5 separate regions of the Homo sapiens genome follow, and regions 2, 3, 4 and 5 are each linked to region 1. Evidence: chromatin loops called from intact Hi-C (ENCODE). Cell type or tissue: heart left ventricle. All regions are shown on one strand. Region 1 overlaps LINC02412 (long intergenic non-protein coding RNA 2412). Region 2 overlaps LOC643339 (a long non-coding RNA gene). Region 3 overlaps LOC643339 (a long non-coding RNA gene). Region 4 overlaps LOC643339 (a long non-coding RNA gene). Region 5 overlaps LOC643339 (a long non-coding RNA gene).

What was found. A loop is a pair of places that touch in the nucleus more often than their neighbours do. Peaks named below come from ENCODE experiments on the same cell type or tissue, not always from the same donor. Only the 100,000 strongest peaks of a DNase experiment are listed, where the experiment ranks them.
Region 2: it touches region 1 in a loop (3-fold over the local background); 2 of 110 quality-filtered maps call a loop at or near these places.
Region 3: a loop joins it to region 1, with 2.2 times the contacts of the local background. A loop is called at or near these places in 8 of 110 quality-filtered maps.
Region 4: a loop joins it to region 1, with 2.3 times the contacts of the local background. A loop is called at or near these places in 28 of 110 quality-filtered maps.
Region 5: a loop joins it to region 1, with 4 times the contacts of the local background. A loop is called at or near these places in 12 of 110 quality-filtered maps.

The regions. Positions count from the first base shown.
Region 1 is chr12:93,177,892-93,181,891 of GRCh38, forward strand. LINC02412 (long intergenic non-protein coding RNA 2412) reads left to right here. Exons shown (of 3, transcript NR_120492.1): 3 at 3,414-3,941. All of the region lies in intron 3 of LOC643339 (a long non-coding RNA gene), which reads right to left. Among named protein-coding and RNA genes, the nearest start is that of LINC02412, 5.5 kb to the left of the region's middle. In heart left ventricle, no CTCF peak of the experiment used is centred here; a DNase peak (open chromatin) is centred at 2,094; H3K27ac peaks cover 1,695 bases.
Region 2 is chr12:93,059,246-93,063,245 of GRCh38, forward strand. All of the region lies in intron 3 of LOC643339 (a long non-coding RNA gene), which reads right to left. Among named protein-coding and RNA genes, the nearest start is that of LINC02413, 71 kb to the left of the region's middle. RefSeq lists an enhancer at 1,214-1,263. In heart left ventricle, a CTCF peak has its summit at 1,577; a DNase peak (open chromatin) is centred at 2,716; H3K4me3 peaks cover 932 bases; H3K27ac peaks cover 2,950 bases.
Region 3 is chr12:93,292,564-93,296,563 of GRCh38, forward strand. All of the region lies in intron 2 of LOC643339 (a long non-coding RNA gene), which reads right to left. Among named protein-coding and RNA genes, the nearest start is that of NUDT4, 83 kb to the right of the region's middle. In heart left ventricle, no CTCF peak of the experiment used is centred here; no DNase peak of the experiment used is centred here; H3K27ac peaks cover 583 bases.
Region 4 is chr12:93,126,007-93,130,006 of GRCh38, forward strand. All of the region lies in intron 3 of LOC643339 (a long non-coding RNA gene), which reads right to left. Among named protein-coding and RNA genes, the nearest start is that of LINC02412, 46 kb to the right of the region's middle. In heart left ventricle, a CTCF peak has its summit at 1,810; DNase peaks (open chromatin) are centred at 1,805, 2,135 and 2,513; H3K27ac peaks cover 2,445 bases.
Region 5 is chr12:93,300,502-93,304,501 of GRCh38, forward strand. All of the region lies in intron 2 of LOC643339 (a long non-coding RNA gene), which reads right to left. Among named protein-coding and RNA genes, the nearest start is that of NUDT4, 75 kb to the right of the region's middle. RefSeq lists enhancers at 2,575-2,634, 2,655-2,704. In heart left ventricle, no CTCF peak of the experiment used is centred here; no DNase peak of the experiment used is centred here; H3K27ac peaks cover 3,050 bases.

The sequences.
Region 1 (4,000 bases):
AGAAAGAGCAGACAGTAAAACACAGATAAGACAGCTCAGGCACAGAAGGTGGGGGGAAAGTCTCTTGGGTAACTGCCAAACTTCACACTCATACAATGGGCCCCAGTAAAACAGTGGGCCCTAATAAGCACATTCCTTTCCCTTTAGGTACACTAAGATAGGGAAGCTAAAAGCAGGCTTGGGTATGCCTGCAGCTGAAAAAAAAAAAAAAAAAAAAAAGGATAGAAACAAACACAAAAACTCCCTCTCAAATAAGCAAGACAAAGAAACACAGAAATATTCTGAGCCTGTGATAAGCTCTCCTGCCCTAAACCCTTAAATACTCTTAGTCTGTAACAGAGAGTGCCCCTGACCTAATTCAGCCAGAAGCCCCTCTCGGGTTTATTCTCCAAAATAAACCTGTTTTTAACTGTGAAGCCACTTTTCATGTTTCTTTCTTCCTTATTCAACTCTTACTATCAGTACTTTCTTCTTTTTTATGACTGAATAGTATTTCACGGTATGGCTGTATCACATTTTATTTATCCATTCCTCAGCTGATGGAGATTTGGATTGTATTTGCTTTTTGCCTGTTATAAATAATGTTGCTATAAATGTTTGTGTACAAGTTTTTGTATGAACATACGTCTTCAGTTATTGTGAGTATATACCTAGGAGTGGAACATTCTGGGTCATAAACACACATAACTTTGTGTTTCCCTTTTTGAGGACCCACCAAACTGCTTTCCCCAGCAGCTGCCAGCTGCATCATTTTACATTCCCACCAGCAATATATGAGGGCATGTTTCTAGAGATTACATAATCACAAACGAAGGGCATTGTCCTTTATAGCCTGCTGAAGTTCAAAAGAGAGAGGAAGAGATGTTCAAGTAAGGAAGAGATGTTTTATTAGGAATATGAAGGGTTCACAAAGTCCTGCTTACTCATTTTCAGCCAACTTTGCCATGGCATTATTTAATTAGCATTTTCACCTCATCTTCAATCTTAACATGAATAGCCTGGGTCTCAAGGCCATCTTTTCCCAACCAGTATAAGCACCTTCGAGACAGCATTCAATATGTGTCAATTTATTTCCTATTCAATAAGGAAAATTAGGTCTTGCTTTGCCCACTCAGCTTTATTCCTGGAAATACACTTTTCAAAAAGTAGAAAGTTCAGTCTTGCTTTAAACCACCAAGCTGCCTGAATGGATTTCATCCATTATTTGGGCTTTATTTTAAACTTTGCTTTTAATAGGCACAGAACCAATGCATATTTTAAACTTTTGACGCAGGCAAATTTTATATGTCCAAAAGACTCTTGGAAGTTAAGCAGACATAAGGGGTACCGTGTGTGTGTGTGTGTGTGTGTGTGTGTGTGTGTGTGTATCACAGAATGAGGGGCACATGCTGCCAATTTAGTAATTAATTATCAACTAACAGAAGGCCACTACCTATACTGTCTGTGGCAGCCAGAGCCTCACCACACTGACACCAAGTTGCTGTGCCTCCTTGACAGAAAGTAACACAGATTGCCATCAATGGATAGACAAAAAAACTCTGAATCTATGGTTATACGTGTGCATCTTACAAATGGAGTAACAACAAATAGAAGAAATATATTTACAAATGAAAATGAACCCGCATTTATTTACTTCACTAAAACTGTTTTTTTTTCTTCTCATCAAAGATTTCTCTATTCATGCTACTCAACATCCCAAAAAGAATCAGCATAAGGCCACAAACTCAACAAAATTCCTTCTCCTGTTCATTAAACTCCTGTCCTGACTCCAAGTTCACACCTAAATAAACAGGCAAGCCTGTGCTCTGCACCCTGAGGAACAGTCTCCTAGGCTTTGTCCTTGCAGAGAGCCCATTTCCAAGGACAGGCCGTCCATCTACCCAGCTTTTCTCAAGGCCACATAGCTCCTCTCTAAAGACAGCCATCCCCAGGGGTTCAGTTGATCCTGACAGCTGCGCCTACAGAGAAAGAAGGGAAGAGAGATGGGAGAGGAAGATCTCCCAGGAGTCAGGATGCAAGGTGAAGCCAGCTGTTGATCAGCGGTCACTCAGCAGCTAGACCATGCGACACTCTCCTTCTGAAGGCTGCAGGCTGTGAGAGTGTTCTGAGTGGCATTTAAGGATAGCTCCCATGCAGCGTGCCAGCTTCGGCAGGGCCTCCTATGGTAAGCCCTAAAACACAGAGGGAAAAGAATAACCAAGTGGAAGTGGATCATCATGCCATCTATCAGAGACAATGCATGTGAGAATGCTGCTACTAAATGAATGAAAAACGCTTTGTAAACTCAAAGTCTGTGGTTCTCAAACTTGAGCATGTATCTTTTTTTTTTTTTTTAAATTAAAACGCTGATTTACTTGGCCTTATTCTAGAAGTTGGATTCATTCGGTCTGGGGTAGGACCTAGAAATTTGCATTTCTAACATTGCATTTCCCAGAGGATCTGATACTGCGGGTCAGCGGCCACACTTGGAGAACTAGTTGCTAAAACACAGGATCCATGTCAGCTGAAGCTATAATGGGCAATCATGAGCCATGCCCAGACTGAGCAGTAAAAGGAAACAATGTTACTGTCTAAAACAAGCAAGAAAATAATAGAATATTTAAAAATAACAGAATATATAATGCTTGAGTTGCCAGTAGCAAAGTGTTATGATTAGGTCCTTGAAGTCGGAAAAAGCAGAGATTAACTAGACATTTCTGAATAAGCCCTGTCCTCTAACTCAGCAGAAAGGAAGAGACCAAGTCCATCATCCTCTCAGTAAACCATTAGCCCTGGAGCATTGGCTTTCCCTCTTCACAGATGAGGAGTTCCATCTTCTAACTCACACAGAGCAGGGAGAGGATAAGAGCTGAGGAAATGCCATCAGCCCTCAGCTGGTGACTGTCTCTACTAGTAGTGCCTCATATGGGTATAAGGCTTTGTGGTTTTGAAAAGCTTTCCAGTGATCAAAACAATGTGACATGGGTGAAAGAATAGACAAATGGACCAACTGAACAGAATAGAGAGCCCAGAAAAAGACCCGCCCAAATTTAGTCAACTGAGCTTTGACAAAGGAGCGAAGGCAATACAGTGGAGAAAGGACAGTCTTTTCAGTAAATGGTGCTGGAACAACTGGACATCCACATGCAGGAAAAAATAAACTAGAATCTAAACCAAGACCTTACATCTCTTTCACAAAAATTACCTCAAAACGGATCAAAGACCTAAAGGTAAAAATGCAAAACTGTAACTGGTGACAGCCAGAAAGAAAAAATAATAATTGAGTGACTACTAGTGCCAGCTATCGAGTTAAGTACTTTTAATAGCTTATCGCATTGATTCTAAACTCTGTACACAATGTATTATTCCCAAATTGCAAATGATGAATTTTTTGCCAGTGATAAAGTATAATTTCTCTATGTTATTCCCTATAGAATCTGGAGCAGGAGCCTCAGTCTCCTATCAAAAGGAGAAGAACCTGAAGAAAACACTTCTCTTCCTTCTCTCTGCCTAGGGGCAGTGACCTTGGATTCAACCACCATCATCCCTTCCAGACACCAGAGGGGGGAGTCCCACAAGGCAGAAGGTGCCCCTGTGACCCATCCACTTCTCTTCCATGTTCTTTACCTCCTTGCTCAGGAAGCCATAAAGTTGAGCTGAGTGGAAGGTGAATTTCATTGCAAAGTTTACACAGGCTCTGCTGACAGGTTCATGAAAACACTACTGAATATGTTACATACCACCAAGGCTCACAGCACATCCTGTGTTGGAAGTGATACTTTTCCATTACCAGTAAACCTCCTTTTGTCCTAGGAGCTCACTGAACAGCTAAAATCAGGTGATATTTTTATGTGGAACATGCAACGTATTAAGTCCTTTTGCTCAGTGACCCAAAAAGGAACTAAACGGTACCCAGACTAGAAATCAATGTCAAATTATTCAAATAAATTCCACTTAAAGAATGGTGGTTTGGAAAGCGCTCAGTCAGAAAGAATTCTCCCAAGATTAGTTTACTGTGAAG
Region 2 (4,000 bases), 120 kb before region 1:
GATAGCAGAAGACAGAGGAAACATTTAGGAAAAATGTTAAAGATATATGAATAGAGTTCCAAAGGGCACAGTTGAATGATGTGGAAGGAAAGGAGAAAGGGCAAGGAGACAAAAAGCATCCCTTTGTAACGGGATAAAGATTAAAGAGGTTTTTATCCAAGGCAATGGCTGAGATTGAGAGAGACAGGAGGCAGGGAGACCTCTGGCCTTAACTGACTAGCTGTGTGACCTTAGGCAAGTTACTTGCCCTCTCTGTGCCTCAGTTTCATGATTGTGAAATAAGGATAATACTAATACTTACCTCATAAGATTGTTGTTGCTATGAAGATTAAATATGTTAATATATGTAATGCACTTAGAAAAATGATCAACACATAGTCAGTTGTGAAGAAGCATTAGTTTTGGAAGGAAAAAGATTCCACTCCGCACTTTCCTTCAAGTGACAGACATTCAATTATATCAAGTCCTGAAGAATACATCCTCATTTCCCATCACTTACACACAGCAAAAGCCCAGCATGCAAAAGAAAAAAAAAACCCAAAAAACAAACCCTATCAGAGTCAGTGATAGATTCAGTTTCTCAGTAATTAACTATTATCTGTTCCTGTACAGAAAGAAAAGAGTGCTTAAAAAGTTGGTTGAAGACAGAAAGAATCTAGAGCTATAAATGTTAAAGATGAACAGTTAATATCATCAGAGAAACAGAAATCAAATCAAAACCACAAGGATATATCACCTCATGCCCATTAGGATGGCTACTATCAAAAAAAGCAGAAAATAACAAGCGTTGGTAAGAACGTGGAGAAATTGTAACCCTTGTTTGCTCTTAGTGAGAAGGTAAAGTGGTGCAGCACTGTGAAAACAGTATGGCAGTTCCTCAAAAAATTAAAAATAGAACTAGAATGTGATCCAGCAATCCCACTTCTGGGTACATATGCAAAAGAATCGAGAGCAGGGTCTTGAGCAGATATTTGAATACTCAAGGTTATAGCACTACTCACAATAGCCAAGAGGTGGAAACAACCCAAATGTCCATCAGTGGATGAATGGATCAACAAAATGTGGTATATCTGTACAATGGAATAGCATTCAACCTTAAAAAGGAAGGAGATCCTGACACCTGCTACAATATGAATAAACATTGAGGATTTTATGCGAAGTGAAATAAGTCAGTTGCAAGCAGAAAGATACTGTATGGTGTCCCTTATATGAGGTCATAGGAGGGGCATAGAAACAGAAAGTATAATGGTGGTTACCAGAGGCCTCAAAAAAGAGAAGAAGGAGAGTTGTTTCATGGCTATAGAGTTTCAGATTTGCAAAATGAAAACGTTCTGGAAATCTGTTTCATAATGATGTGAATATACTTAGTACTACTGAAATGTACACTTAAAAATGGTTAAGATGGTAAATTTTATATGTTTTTATAATAAAGAAAAATGAAAACAAAAAGATCATCTAGTATCTCCCCCCTTCCCCTTTACAGGTGACTGAAGTAAAGCCCAGAGAAGGTAAGCGACTTATCCAAGGTCACACAGTTCACGGAGGCAGAATCAGGATCAGAACCTGGGATTCTGACCCCTGCAGTAAGGGTCCGTCCATTACATCCTGCTCTCTATGTGAGGTGCTGAGGTAATGGAAAAGATGACACTGTTGATTTATCAGTAGTGACAGTGACATTCCAATGAACCTGAAAGGGATAAAGATTCTACTCTGCTTATAAATGTTCATGTGCCTGTGCTCTTTCTCCAAATCTCATCAGGATTATTCAAACCAGCAGTCTCTGACAGGCCACAGTGGAAACCTCAAGATATTCACAGCTGCTCTAGTCTGGAGACAGGCCAGAAAGCAGATGAGAGCAGTTTTTCCGTTCCTGGGCTGTTGCCCCTGTAATTTAGAAGTTCCGACACTGGAAAACAAGAAGAACTCAGGGGCTCACTTAAAAGCAAGCTCAGTGTGGGGTCTCCAATGTCGTGCAGGGAAGCTGCTAGTCAAAACTTGCTAATTTGAAATGGGTTCACTGACTCCTTCTTCGGACTCAGGGAATGAAGTCTTTTTTCCCCACTTAGGAGTTTTTCTTCGGCTCCTTATTTCAAATTCCATAAAAGAGACAACAGGAAAAGCTGGCCCTAGCCCAAGAAGCAGAGATGAAAACCAGATCTCTATTTTTGTAAGTGTGATGTCTATAGGTTGCCTTCTATTTTATATCAGAAAGTTCTATTGTTTCCATGGAAACAATGAGTGTGGCTGAGGATCCCTACAGGACCTCAGCACTTTTGGGGCTTGGGTGATTGGTGCTATTGGCTTGGTGATTCCAAAAACCTCCCTAAGTTTCAAAATTTTAAAGCTCAAGCCAACCTTCTCACACCCCTGCTGTGCTCCTCCCATCTCTTTGACACACAGATACCTCATGCATATGGCACTGCTCTGAGCTCTGAAGGTGTTAGGAAAATCCTCCCTGCAGAAATATGACCTGTGATAAAGAACTAAATAAAACATTTTTTGGCAAGAACATTTCTGAAGATCTTTCCAATCCAGAAATATTTTTTTTGTTTTCAGTAACCCTACCAAGGCTGAACCAGGATGCCTATAAAAAGCCTTCTGTGTTCCCCTAAGCACTCTTAATGAATCCTCAGGAAGGATGGAATAAGAGGGGGGTCAGAGACCTGAAGCCCGTGCCAGAGGCTGAGCATGCCAGCTTGGCTTGGTGCACTGGTGGCAGTGCTCAGGGCCCCTGCCTCCTGTCCTCCCATTGGCATGGTCTCAGCCCACACTCCTTAAGGGAATTGGCTGTGCTCCTGGCTTGTCTCGCCTGTGTGTCTGCTAGTTATCGAACAAAGGGTGGGATTACTTCCATGCCCAGTTTCCCAGATGCTCGCAAGCACAGAGCCAAGAATCAGCTGAAACAGAAGGGACAACTGAGCAGAGAAGCCCTCTTGATGAGACTCGGCCACACTTGAGCTGTTGTTCCTGCCACGAGACACACCTGTCATATAAAAGCCAACAAGCCATACAGGAAACATGGTGTGCCTCCTGTTTACAGCCGATCCTAGAAAACAAAAACTTTGCTGAGACAGCACCAAACGTGAAAATGGGGAGACCAGCCAAGGGGCCTGAACCGTGCACAGCCCCTCTCCCTGTTGCATAGACAGGAGGAGGAGTCAAAAGCTAAGAAGGTTTTGCTGCTTCCAGAAGCTGTTCCCTCACCTCCTCCTCTCCTTCACTAGGTATATTTTCCCCAATCTTCAAGGACTAGCTTCAGAGCCTGAAACTCCAGGAGCTGACCCCCTGATAAAACTTTTTACCCCAAAGTAAACGCAGGCAAGATGCTTGCTCCGGGTGGAATGATGGGCACCTCTTGGTTCATGGCTACCTTCTGCAAGCTAAAAGGACCTACAGGGTAGGGGTGCATACTATCCCTGGAAACCGAAACACAAGAAAGTCTCTTAAAACCCCCTTGATCACCCAAATGTCCAGAAGTCATTGGACCATCTGAGGCTCCTCCAGCCCCAATTCCTTCAGGAGCTAATTGCAGAAGAATTTCAAAAACGATCTCTCATCAACTTGTCCAAGGAAACCAGGACTCAATATACCAGAAAGTTGTGAAAATGGGGTGTCCAGTGGGATGACTAGATCCAAGGTTTAGGGAGAATTAGAAGGGAGATAGGAGAATTGAAGAAAGGTAAGGACAAAGAGGAAGATTATTCCAGGGCAAGAGAGAAAAAACCAAAAATATTAATTGGAGTAAATAAGAAAAGTATTAATTGGAGCTGTTTTGAGGGATCCAGAGAGGAAACCATTCCCCTGGCACAAGGTACATGTTTTAAGGGCAAGAGAAAAAAACATATGAAGAGCACTGAGTAAAAGCACTGAATTTTTTTCCTGGCTACTCCTTTGGAAAGAAGAAAGGGGAATTGTGTCCATAATTATGCATTTTTTTTTTTTTTGAGACAGAGTTCACTCTCTTGCCTAGGCTGGAGTGCAGTGGCATCATCTCAGCTCA
Region 3 (4,000 bases), 110 kb after region 1:
CGACAAACTCCCCTAAACCAGGCTCATCATCAAGGCCCATATATAAAACTAAAACGTCAAATTATTTTTCTTTTTATTTTTTATAGAAATGGGATCTCACTTTGTTGCCCTAGCTGGTCTCAAACTCCTGGCTTCAAGCAATGCTCTTGCTTTGGCCTCCTAAACAGAATGATGAATTATTAATTTATAAGGAGATATAGCCCGCCAAGCAGGCCTGAGAATAGATTAGTTGATGGCTATATTTGCTCCCTGGAGGCCAGAGTATAATTAGGTTGCTTGATGAATGCAGAACCAGAAAGCAGGCAGAGTCATCCACCTCCAGAGGAACTGGAATTGAAGAGTTTGTACTGGGGCCTGATGAGGCGGGGCCTTTGCTCTGTAGCCAACCCCCCTTAGGCACAGTTTAGTTTGCCCTCCTCTCGGGCGAATTAATTTCCTTTCTGAAGGGCACATTCTTTCTTTGTCTCTGTAAATAACTTCAAGCCTATTAGTCAAGTCTTGGGACCTAGAAGCCATTCCATCCTTTAAGGTAATTTGCCTACATAATCTGATTCCTTTTATGTTTGTTTTGCAATTTAGCTCTCTCTGAAGGCAATCTCCTTTCTGAAGTTCAAAGCCCATAGGGAAGTATATCCCTGTTTCTTCCATACACCAACAGTAAGATAATCACCTAGTCTAGCACAAAACAAATGCTCCAGAAAAGTAATCCCCTTTCGTAATGCCCTTCTTCCAAAAGGTCAACAATAGTTTTACCTACCGGTGGAACTTTAGAAATGCTCATGGGGGGACACTGGCAGATCTAAGGGTGAGTTCATTCATTCATTCATTCATTCATCTTCTACTTTCTGGCTATTAGGTGCCAAGGGCTGAGAAATGTGCTATGAGTCAACAGGATGTGAAAAAGACATGGACCATGCCAGCCTGAATCTCTAAGGTCTTTGAAACAAATATTAACAAATTAAGCTACACTGTAATCCTACCAGAGAAGGCAAAATTATAACCTGAGAAAAGTACTCTGAAGAAGAAAAGAAATACAATTCTTTTAGAAAACAAATGATCAGGCCAGGCACAGTGGTTTACACCTGCAATCCCAGCACTTTGGGAGGCCAAGGCTGGTAGATCACGAGGTTAGGAGTTCGAGACCAGCCTGGCCAACATGGTGAAACCCCGTCTTTACTAAAAATATAAAAATTAGCCAGGTGTGGTAGTGCACGCCTGTAATCCCAGCTACTTGGTAGGCTGAGGCAGGAGAATCACTTGAACCCAGGAGGCGGAGGTTGCAGTGAGCCGAGATCACACCAGTGCACTCCAGCCTGGGTGATAGAGCAAGACTCTGTCTCAGGGAAAAAAAAAAGAAAACAAATGATCAGACCCAACTCAGGCAGTTGAAAAGGCTTTCCTGAAGAAATGAGATGTTTGTTGAGGTTAAGAGGAGAGAAGTAGATGTTAGCTGGTGGGGGCAGAGAGTGGGTGAACGGGCTTAGGAAGAGGAGAGCCTTTCATCCGAAGGAAACTGCACTTGCAAAAATCTTAAGGCTTGCAACAGTGAGCAGCAAATGCATAAGAAGAACCTAAGAAAGGCCAGCCAAGCAGGGGAGCAAAGAACCATTGAGCAAAGCAGTGATAACACAGGTGGCATAGGCCAGGCATGGTGGCTTATGCCTGTAATCCCAGCCCTTTGGGAGGCCGAGGCAGGCAGAACACTTGAGGTCAGGAGTTAAAAGACCAGCCTGGCCAATATGGTGAAAATTCGTCTCTACTAAAACCACAAAAATTAGCCAGGTGTGGTGGTGGAGTGCGTCTGTAATCCCAGCTACTAGGGAGGCTCAGGCAGGAGAATTGCTTGAAGCTGGGAGGCGGAGGTTGTGGTGAGCCAAGATCGTGCCACTGCACTCCAGCCTGGGCAACAGAGTGAGACTTTGTTTCAAAAAAAAAAAAAAAAGACAGGTGCCATAGGTAGGAAGGGGCTGACCCATGCAGGGTCTGGCTGGCCAAAACATCAATTTTGATCTTTATACCAGGAAGAAGAGTTTTAGGGCAAGTTGAAGATCCTTGAGCAGATGTGTACTTCTAAAGATCACTCTTCCTGCATAGTGGAGAGTAAGTTGAAAGGGGCTAAAGAGGAGGCTTGGGGACCAACTTAACAGGATCTGCGGTTGTCCAGGTGAGGGATGCTGGTTCCCTTAGTGCAGATGAGGAGAAATGGACAGGGCTGAGATACAGAGAAAATAAATGCCTATTAATAAGCAAAGGTTAAGAAAAATTGTCCATACCATGATGTCAACCTAAAGGAAAAAACTGAGGCAAAATTTGTATAAGTATAGCGTTTATTTGGGCCAGATTTGAGGACTGCAACCCAGAAGCATAGATTCAAGTTGCTCCGAATATACACTCCAAATAGACTCAATGAAATAATGGGACAGAAACTTAGGGGATTGGCCAACGAGAATGGCCAGGAAAGAGCACTAAGGAAACTTGGGAGGTGAAATCTTGTGTTGGTGGTTACATGAATATAAATTTTTTTTTTTTGACATGGAGTCTTGCTCCGTCACCCAGGCTGGAGTGCAGTGTGCGATCTACAACCTCTGCCTCCTGGGTTCAAGCAATTCTCTCGCCTCAGCCTCCCACGTAGCTGGGATTACAGGCACCTGCCATCATGCCCGGCTAATTTTTGTATTTTTGTAGAGATGGGGTTTCACCATGTTGGCCAGGCTGGTCTCGAACTCCCGACCTCAGGTGATCCACCCACCTCAGCCTCCCAAAGGGCTGGGATTACAGGCATGAGCCACCACGCCAGGCCATAAACATTTTTTTTAATTCATCCAAATATATGTTTAAATGATTAAGTTTCATTGTATGTAAAGTACACCTCAATAAGGTTAATATTTTTTAAAAATCAGTTTAGCTTAATTATTAAGAGCAAGTACATGGATTTTGGAAGTGTACAGATATGGCTTTGAATCCTAGCTTTACCATTAGTAATTGTGCACTCTAAGAAAGTCAGTTAGCCAATGTAAGCTTTAAGTCTTATCACTGGTAAAATGGGGAGGGAGGATGGCTGTTTTGAAGACCAAATTGCCTAGCTTAGCAGACTGCCAAATACAAAGGCAAGAGGGCTTTTCATTCAAATTTTATTCCTTGCCACAGTGGAAGTATTAGGTGAAAAATTAATGTTTCTTGAGTGTTTCCTTGTTTTCTTTTTCTTTTTCTTTTTTTTTTGAGACAGGGTCTTATTCTGTCACCCAGGCTGGAGTGCAGTGGCATGATCACAGCTCACAGCAGGCTCAACCTCCTGAGCTCAAGCAATCTTCCCACCTCAGCCTCCCAAGCAGCTAGGACTACAGGTGCATAGTCCCACATCTGGCTAATTTTTTTAAGTTTTTTTATTAAAAATAACTATATTGCCCAGGGTGGTCTCAAACTCCTGGGCTTAAGTGATCCTCCCAAAGTTCTGGGAGAACAGGCATGAGCCAGCAGACCCGGCCCATTTCTTGAGGGCTTCCTATTATTAGGCCTATGGTAGGCCCTTTACAGGTGTTGTCTCATTTGATCCTAATGGAAACTCTAAGAGATGGTCTTTGTTCCTATAGCTTAGAAACTTCCCAGGAACCAGTAAGTTGGTCAAGGTCATTCACAGACAGAACATGGAGCCAAAGTTCCTTGCCACAGTGAGAGAATGCTGCCTTCGCCCCACCCTCAGTGACTGGGGAGGAAACATGAGGGTCCTCACAGGGGATTTTCCAAAAGAGAGTTTAACCCCAAGTGGTCTGAAAGATGATTCTAAATGGCACACAGTAGGTCATTTATTATTTTGCTTTTATTGTATTCAGTTAACTTCTGTTTCATAGTAGTCTTCCATTTATGATAATTAATTTAATCTCCTTTTAAAATAAGCTTAAGTTTTTAAAGTGAGTCAAATTAAAGAAAATTATGAAAGAATTGATAGTATGGGCATTACTTGTGTATTTTTCAAAATTGGGAAGAAGATTTGGAAAGCTTG
Region 4 (4,000 bases), 52 kb before region 1:
GAAGGCCGAGGTAGGAGGATCACTTGAGCCCAGGAGTTCGAGACCAGTTTGGGCACCATAGGGAGACCTCTTCTCTTGGAAAGACTCAAAAATTAGCCAGGCATGGTGGTGCATCAGCCTCTTGTGGTCACTGTGGCCTCTGAAAGCCTATGACCCTTTTTGTCTTAGTTCTATTAATAGAACTGCATGGGAGGCTGAGGCCAGAGAATCACTTGAGCCCAGGAAGTCAAGGCTGCGGTGAGCAGTGATCTTGCCACTGCCCTCCAGCCTGGGCAACAGAGCGAGACCCTGCCTCTCAAAAACAAACAAAAATGAAACTAAAAGAGTAGAACTGGAATGTTCCTAACAAAAAGACATAATAAGTGCTTGAGGTGATGGACACCCCAATTAGCATGATGTGATCATTATACACCACATGCCTATATCAGAACATCACATGTACCCCTGCCATGAATACATACATGTATTATGTACCCATAATAATCAAAAATTAAAAATAAAAACTTACACTATTTCTCCCCAGAACCTTCTCCTACCTTTGTAGGAATATAGGATTATCTTCCAGGATGTCAATAGCTCTGGCCAGTGGGGACCAGACTGATGAGAAGCAGCTGGTTTAGGAAACTGATGTTGGAAAGCTCATGGCCTCTCATAACTCAGTCATCTGTGGCCTGATCAATGTCACTAAAGCATGGTTTGTACTCTGTGGTATGTCCTAGAATAAAGGTAGGGAACAATGGAGGAAAACAGGCCTGAATTAAAATGTTCTCCATGTCTCTCTCGAAAAATTCCAACTTGGAAGTCCCTTTTGCCTGATAGTGACTGCTTACAGTTCCTACCCAATGTAAACTACAGTTCCATGTTTTTCCCCCTGGCTCTTAACTGGCTGAACTTGGGATGTTTTATAAGTGTCTGTCTGTACTTCCTATGACAGCCAATCACATCCAACCTATCCTCAGGTCCCTTCCCCAAATTAACTCTGTGGTCCACTGACTTCCAAAAGTAGGGTCAAAATTATTTTTCTAAGATTAAGCCTTAATAACGTCACTTATATGTTTCATCTTTTCCTGGATGGCTACTGGGCAAAAATATCTTCATGCAGGTGCTGATAACAGTAAACACATCATATATCTTCAGCCTGGGGTTTAAACACATTCATTTCTGGGTTTGTCATATGTTCTCTCGCTATTTATACTGCTTTGGGTCAGCTACTTGATACTTAATAAAATTTGCCTCCAAGCTGTCCTGCAGGGAAAATGACCTATCTGGGGGGAATGCTGTTCCAACTCTATAACCTCTGATGATTGCCCAATAGTCCTCCAAAAAGGTTGCAGGGCAGGAGCAAGGGAAGGTCCATGCCACTTCCTGGCATTTAATGGCAACAAGTGCTTTAGTGTAAGTATAATTATATCCCCTGCTTTCAGGAGGCCTTTCCAGCCAACCTCTCGGACACGGGAGCAACTGTAGATGGCATGAGCAATGTGGAAATTCGGCTTCTGCTCAAGGTCAGAACAAGCCGTTCACCAGCGTTGATTTTACCAACCTTTCGGTTATTTTGGAAAGCCGAAAGAGAACGCAACAGAGGCAAGAATGGATCTATGGGATGGAAATAAGGAGCCATTTATAACCCAAAATGAGACTGCCAGGAAAAACAAACACACAGAAAAGTACATTTTATCAGAGGCTTGGGCTGCCCAGGGCTATTGGGGTACAAAGTACTGCGTGTTCAGCTCCCTGGGCCAAGAGCTACAGTAAGTCAGGCCCCCCTGCAAAGCTCCTCTCCTGTCAGCCCCATCAAGCAGCCTTAGCCACCTGGCGGAGACAAGCTTTAGTGTTTTTAAAGTGTGTGCTGCGTGAATGTTTCACATTTTTGGTAAAGATGTGGGGTCATGTTGCAACACTTAAGTGCTTCTGCGTAAACCTTGCGCAATTCCGACAGGCACTGGGTTCCTAGCATCAGTGGCATCCTCTGCTCACATACGGCTTATGTAATGTGTGATCAGGCCCCCCAGGTTTCTCCTTGTAGCCTTTGAAAAAAATTTCAGGCTCTGAACTTGGCCCTGGTTTCCGGCAGTTCTTTGCTCCGAAGGTGCGTGGAATGGCTCAGCTGTCAGCACCTGCTGGTGAGATACAGAAAAGTGCCACGGGTTGATCTTTCTCTGGCACCAGTACACAGGAGGCTGGCGATGCTCCCCAGATGGGCTTGGCCCGCCCTGAGGCACCCTATAGGGAAGGAGAGTGAGGGCGGTTCATCTAAGGAAGAGTAGGTCGGAGGATTGAACGGGGGCTGCTACCAATAGGTAACAAACATGAAAAGGATTTCCCCAAAGCAAAACTTTCTAGCCAGAGCAGCAGCACAGTGAATGGTTTACTCACAGCTCCTTTGTCTGCTGATGGGAGATTTGGCACTGTGCTTGCCTCTTGGGCTTACCTGAGCAAAGTTACACAGTAGGTCAAGTGTTTGATGCCTTCTCACCTCCAGTCACTGTGCTGGCGCCCGCCTCCGTGCCTGGCTTCTGTTTCCATCCAGACTTCCATCCATTCAACAAAGCTTTCGAGCACCTGCTCTATGCCAGGTGCTGTGCCAAGTGCTGGGCACCAGGCAGGGCTTTCTCAACACCTGGTGGCCCCCTGTGGTGCGCTGGACCAGTCCTAACACAGGCCTCCTCTCCAGTGTCACTCTCGGCCCCACCATTTCCCAAAATTATCCCTCCCTGCATTCACTTCCTATGACTCTTGTCCTTTCTTCAACCTTAGGGATGGGACTATTTCTTTACAGTTTTTATCATAGAAATCCAACAAATTTTATTTTTATAAAAGAATTGTTCTTGGTAGTCACAGATTTCTCTCTGTGGAATCTGAGTTTCTGCAGATTAAAAAGTGATGATGTGAGCTGGGCGCTGCAGGTGGTGCCTGTAATCCCAGCTACTTGGGAGGCTGAAGCAGGAGGATCACTTGAGCCCAGGAGTTCGAGACCAGCCTGGGTAACAGAGAGACCCCCCCATCTCTAAAACATTAATTAATTAATGCTAATTAATTATTTCAAAAATGGTGGCATGAAGAAACAATGTCTTCCATGGAATGAACAAGGCATTAATTGAAAAATGTGAAGCAGGAAGGAACAGGGGAGGAATACATTGTCTGAGCAGAATCTACAATTTCACCAGGTAGACAAGTTGCCCCTTTCACCTCTCCATTTATTATTGGTGAGCTGTATGTGTAATGGTTAAGGAGGCAAATTCTGGAGCTGGACTACCTGGGGATTCAAATCCCAGCTCTGAAGGTTATAATCTAAGAAAGCTATTGTTATTTGTTCCTTAATTTCTTCATGCAAAAAGAGGGATGGTAGAAATACCTAAGCACATCTCACAGAGTGGCTTAGGGATTAACATAAATTAATATGTATGACATTTTTATAACACCGGGATGCACAGTAAGCACTCTCTATATAAATATTAACTTTGATTTTTCGTGAAGGCAACTCTAGGCTTTCTACTTTGCAGTCAGATTCTCATGGCAGTTACTGCATGCGAAAGACAGAATTTGTTATTTGGCCTGCAGTTTCCACATCTGCAAAGTAGGAAGAAATGATTGAATAAAGATGTGGGGGCGGAGGCTGCGTTCTGGTCTGTGATCTCCACTTGCTTCGTGACCTTGGACAACTCACTTACTCTCTCTGCATCCTGGAGATTGGACTTGATCTGAATTTCCCAAACTCAGGTCATTCAAATAACACTTAGAGAATCTTTGCCATATTCCAGTCCACTTTCCTATACTCAGCTACTAACTTGATGTTTTCCTTTAGATAATCCTTAAATCAATTCACTTTCATATGTAGCCTCACAGGAAGCAGTAATATCCACGTATGCAAGAGTCCGATATGCTACAGATTTTTGTTTTTCCTTTATTTATTTATTTATTGTGATAGCGTCTTGCTATGTTGTCCAGGCTGGCCTTGAATCCCTGCCTGGGCTCAAGCAATTCTCCCGAGTAGTTGGGA
Region 5 (4,000 bases), 120 kb after region 1:
ATAGTGCCACTGCACTCCAGCCTGAGTGACAGAGTGAGACTCCATCTCAAAAAAAAAAAAAAAAAGAAAAGAAAAGAAAGAAAGACCGGTGAAGAAGCAATGATCAAAGAGAGGGAGAAGAGCAAATGGCTTGGAGAAACCAGACCTGAAACAGACAGCACTTGCTGGGTGATTAGATGAGGGAGATAAGTGGAAGAAAAATTGAATCATGGGCTTTTAGGGTAATAAAGTTCTTGATAGTAACACTAGTTTACATAGAAAGTGCATAAAGTGCAAGTAACTGATAACTTCGGTTTGGAATGTTAAGTGGAATATCCATGTGGAAATAAACCAGAGCTAACATTTACTGAGCCTTTCCCATACGCCAAAAGCTGTTTTAAGTCCCCTACAGATGTGAACTTGTGTAATCCTGCAACAGCCCCATGAGATAGGTACTATTATTAGAGTCCCTTTTTTAGACAAGGAAAACAAGGTACAGAGAGTTTAAGTAACTTCTCAAGGTCACACAGCTGGTCAGTGGCAGAGTCAGATTCAAACTCGGACAATCAACTCCAAATCCCACTTTCTTAACCTCTGTGTAAATGGGTATTTGCCATATAGTGAGGGCACAAAGCCATCACTCTACCTCTTCTTGGAGAAGTAAAAAACAAAAAATAATCAAATCAAAGTGATGATTTACATTTTTTAAGCACACGAAATGCAAGAATTCCAACCATCAGATTGTGAATGCCATTATTTTTGGTGCTGTAAAACATATTAATAGTTAAATCTAAGTCTACATTTTAATATACATCTAGTCTCCAAAGCAAACAAGATGTAATGTGATTTGTAATATGCACTTGTCAAGTCCTGCTTTATTTATTTATATATTTATTTATTTATTTATTTATTGAGACAGAGTCTTGCTCTGCACCCAGGCTGGAGTGCAGTGGCAGGAGCTTGGCTCACTGCAACCTCTGCCTCCTGGGCTCAAACGATCCTCCCACCTCAGCCTGCCAAATAGCTGGGATCACAGATGCATGCCACCACATCAGCTATTTTTTTGTATTTTTAGTAGAGACGGGGTCTCGCCATGTTGCCCAGGCTGATCTCAAACTCCTGAGCTCAAGTAATCCGCCAGCCTTGGCCTCCCAAAGTGCTGGGATTACAGGCATGAGCCACTGCGCCCGACCCTAAATCATGCTTTTTTATATAATCTATTTAGAGTAAATTAAGTAGCATACGTCATTTGTTTAAGGAAAAGTTAAAGCTGGTGTTTATATGCATTATAAGTATTATTACAGAACATATTAAGACATACTTCAATATAATCTTTAAAAACATAATTCTCTTAAGTTGATTTTTTCTTTTTTTTTGAGACAAAGTTTCACTCTTGCCCAGTGAAGCAGCATGATCATAGCTCACTACAGCCTCAACTTCCTGGGCTTAAGCAATCCTCCTGCCTCAGGCACCTGAGTAGCTGGGACTATAGGTGCCCATCATCATGTCAGGCTAATTTTGAAAAATTTTTTTTTTTTGAGACGGAGTCTTGCTCTGTTGCCCCAGGCTGGAGTACAGTGGCGAGATCTCAGCTCACTGCAACCTCTGCCTCCCAGATTCAAGTGATTCTCCTGCCTCAGCCTCTTGAGTAGCTTGGACTACAGGCGCCTACCACCATACTTGGCTAATTTTTTTGTATTTTTAGCAGAGATGAGGTTTCACTATGTTGGCCAGGCTAGTCTCAAACTCCTGACCTCAGTTGATCTGCCCACCTCGGCCTCCCAAAGTGTTGGGATTACAGGCGTGAGCCACTGCACCAGGCCCTAATTTTTTTTTTTTTCTTTTGTAGAGATGAGGTCTCGCTATGTTGCCCAGGCTGGTCTTGAACTCCTGACCTCAAGCAATCTCTCACCTTGGCCTCCCAAAGTGCTACAGTTATAGGCATGAGCCACTGCACCTGGCATTAAGTTGATTTTTAAAAACCTAAAATAATTTCTTTATTTCCTAACTACTTTGCAGAAATAACATAATGACTTTAGTTCCTTAGAGGGGATCATAACATTATTTATTACTGTAAAATAGATTTGAATTTTAAAAGATCAGGAACTACTGCTTGGCACCGAGGTGTAATTTCTGCCATTTTGAGACATATTCCATAACCCAGGGATCCCCACAAACAACTACGACAAGAATAAATATGAGATCCTTTCCATTCCAGGGTTTGTGGTAGAGGGTTTAGCTTTGACTTGGACCCCTTACTGAGTGACTAACCATTACACAGACAGAGCTTGTGACCTCATGGACATGCTCAGCTGGTGAGCTATTCTGCCAGGAGCTCAGTGCTATTTTCATTTGGCTTTAATCTTTCCTAGATCAAGACATAGCCTTCTTTGAAAAGCCAGGTTTAGTAAGATATACACATGACGTATTCTCAGAAATGAAAGAAAACACTTTTAGCTTCCTTCCCTAGTTACCAAAACTCTAGAACTTACTGTAACCCTAATAGCAGCCAAAAAGAAGGTCTTTTCTCTTGACCCTTGGCTGACCCTTCTTCCACTTCCACGAATTTTCTCCCTCTTTCTGGCTATGGCATAAGTTTTGTTCCCCTTGAGATTCAGCCCTTAACAGAAATAATTCAGGCAGGGTAACAGAATGTTCTAGAGCACTCAGCCATGACTACTGAGCACTCAAAATATAGCTACAGTGACAGAGAAAGGAGATTGTAATTAATTTAAACTTTAATTTGAAAACTTGGACCAGATTTAGTTATTGAAGAACTTCTACATAATTTAGTTATTGGAGAATTTCTGCATATGTTTGGAATAACTTTGATATGTAAATCTACTTTTTCAACTGTAAATTTTGTGAAACCTAAATTTTATAAAATCTAATTTTATGAAATTTTATGAAATCTAAATACAGACCAAGTATTTCCAATGAAAATTTAGTCTCCAAACCGAGATGTGCTATGTGTTACATCCACACCAGATTTCAAAGACTTAGCACAAAAAAAGTAACTGTCTCATTAATAGTTTTTATATTGATTACATGTTGAAATGATAATATTTTGGCTATATTGGGTTAAAGGAAATATATTATTAAAATTAATCTCACATGGTTCTTTTTACTTTTTAATGTGGCTATTAGAACACTTTAAATAATATATGGGGCTCACATTATTTCTATCAGATGGTGATGGTCTACAGCATGGGTGATAGTGTCACAGAGACTAAGCTCCCCCGACTTGCTGGCTGTGTGACTTTAAGCCATCTTCTTAACCTCTTTATTATTTTATTTTATTTTATTTTTGAGACAGAGTCTCACTCTGTCGCCCTGGCTAGAGTGCAGTGGCACAATCTTGGCTCACTGCAACCTCTGCCTCCCGGGTTCAAGCGATTCTCATGCCTCAGCCACCTGAATAGTTGGGATTACAAGCATCTGCCACCATGCCTGGCTAATTTTTGTATTTTTAGTAGAGACGGGGTTTCACCATGTTGCCCAGGCTGGTCTCGAACTCCTGGCCTCAGGTGATCCACCCACCTAGGCCTCCCAAAGTGCTGGGAGTACAGGTGTCAGCCACCGTGCCTGGTCTACTTAGCCTCTTTAAACTTCTGTTTACTCATCTGCAAACTGAAGAAAATATTGGCCGGGCGTGGTGGCTCACTCCTTTAATCCCAACACTTTGGGAGACCAAGGCAGGCGGATCGCCTGAGGTTAGGAGTTCGAGACCAGCCTGACCAACATGGAGAAACCCCATCTCTATTAAAAATACAAAATTAGCTGGTCCAGATGGCGCATGCCTGCAATCCTAGCTACTCGGGAGGCTGAGGCAGGAGAATTGCTTGAACCTGGGAGGTGGAGGTTGCTGTGAGCCAAGATCACGCCATTGCACTCCAGCCTTGGTAACAAGAGAGAGACTCCATCTCAAAAAAAAAAGAAAGAAAGAAAAGAAAATATTACAATTTTCTGAATAGGCATACAGTGAATTTTACATGAGACAGTGAGCATAAACTGTGCCTGA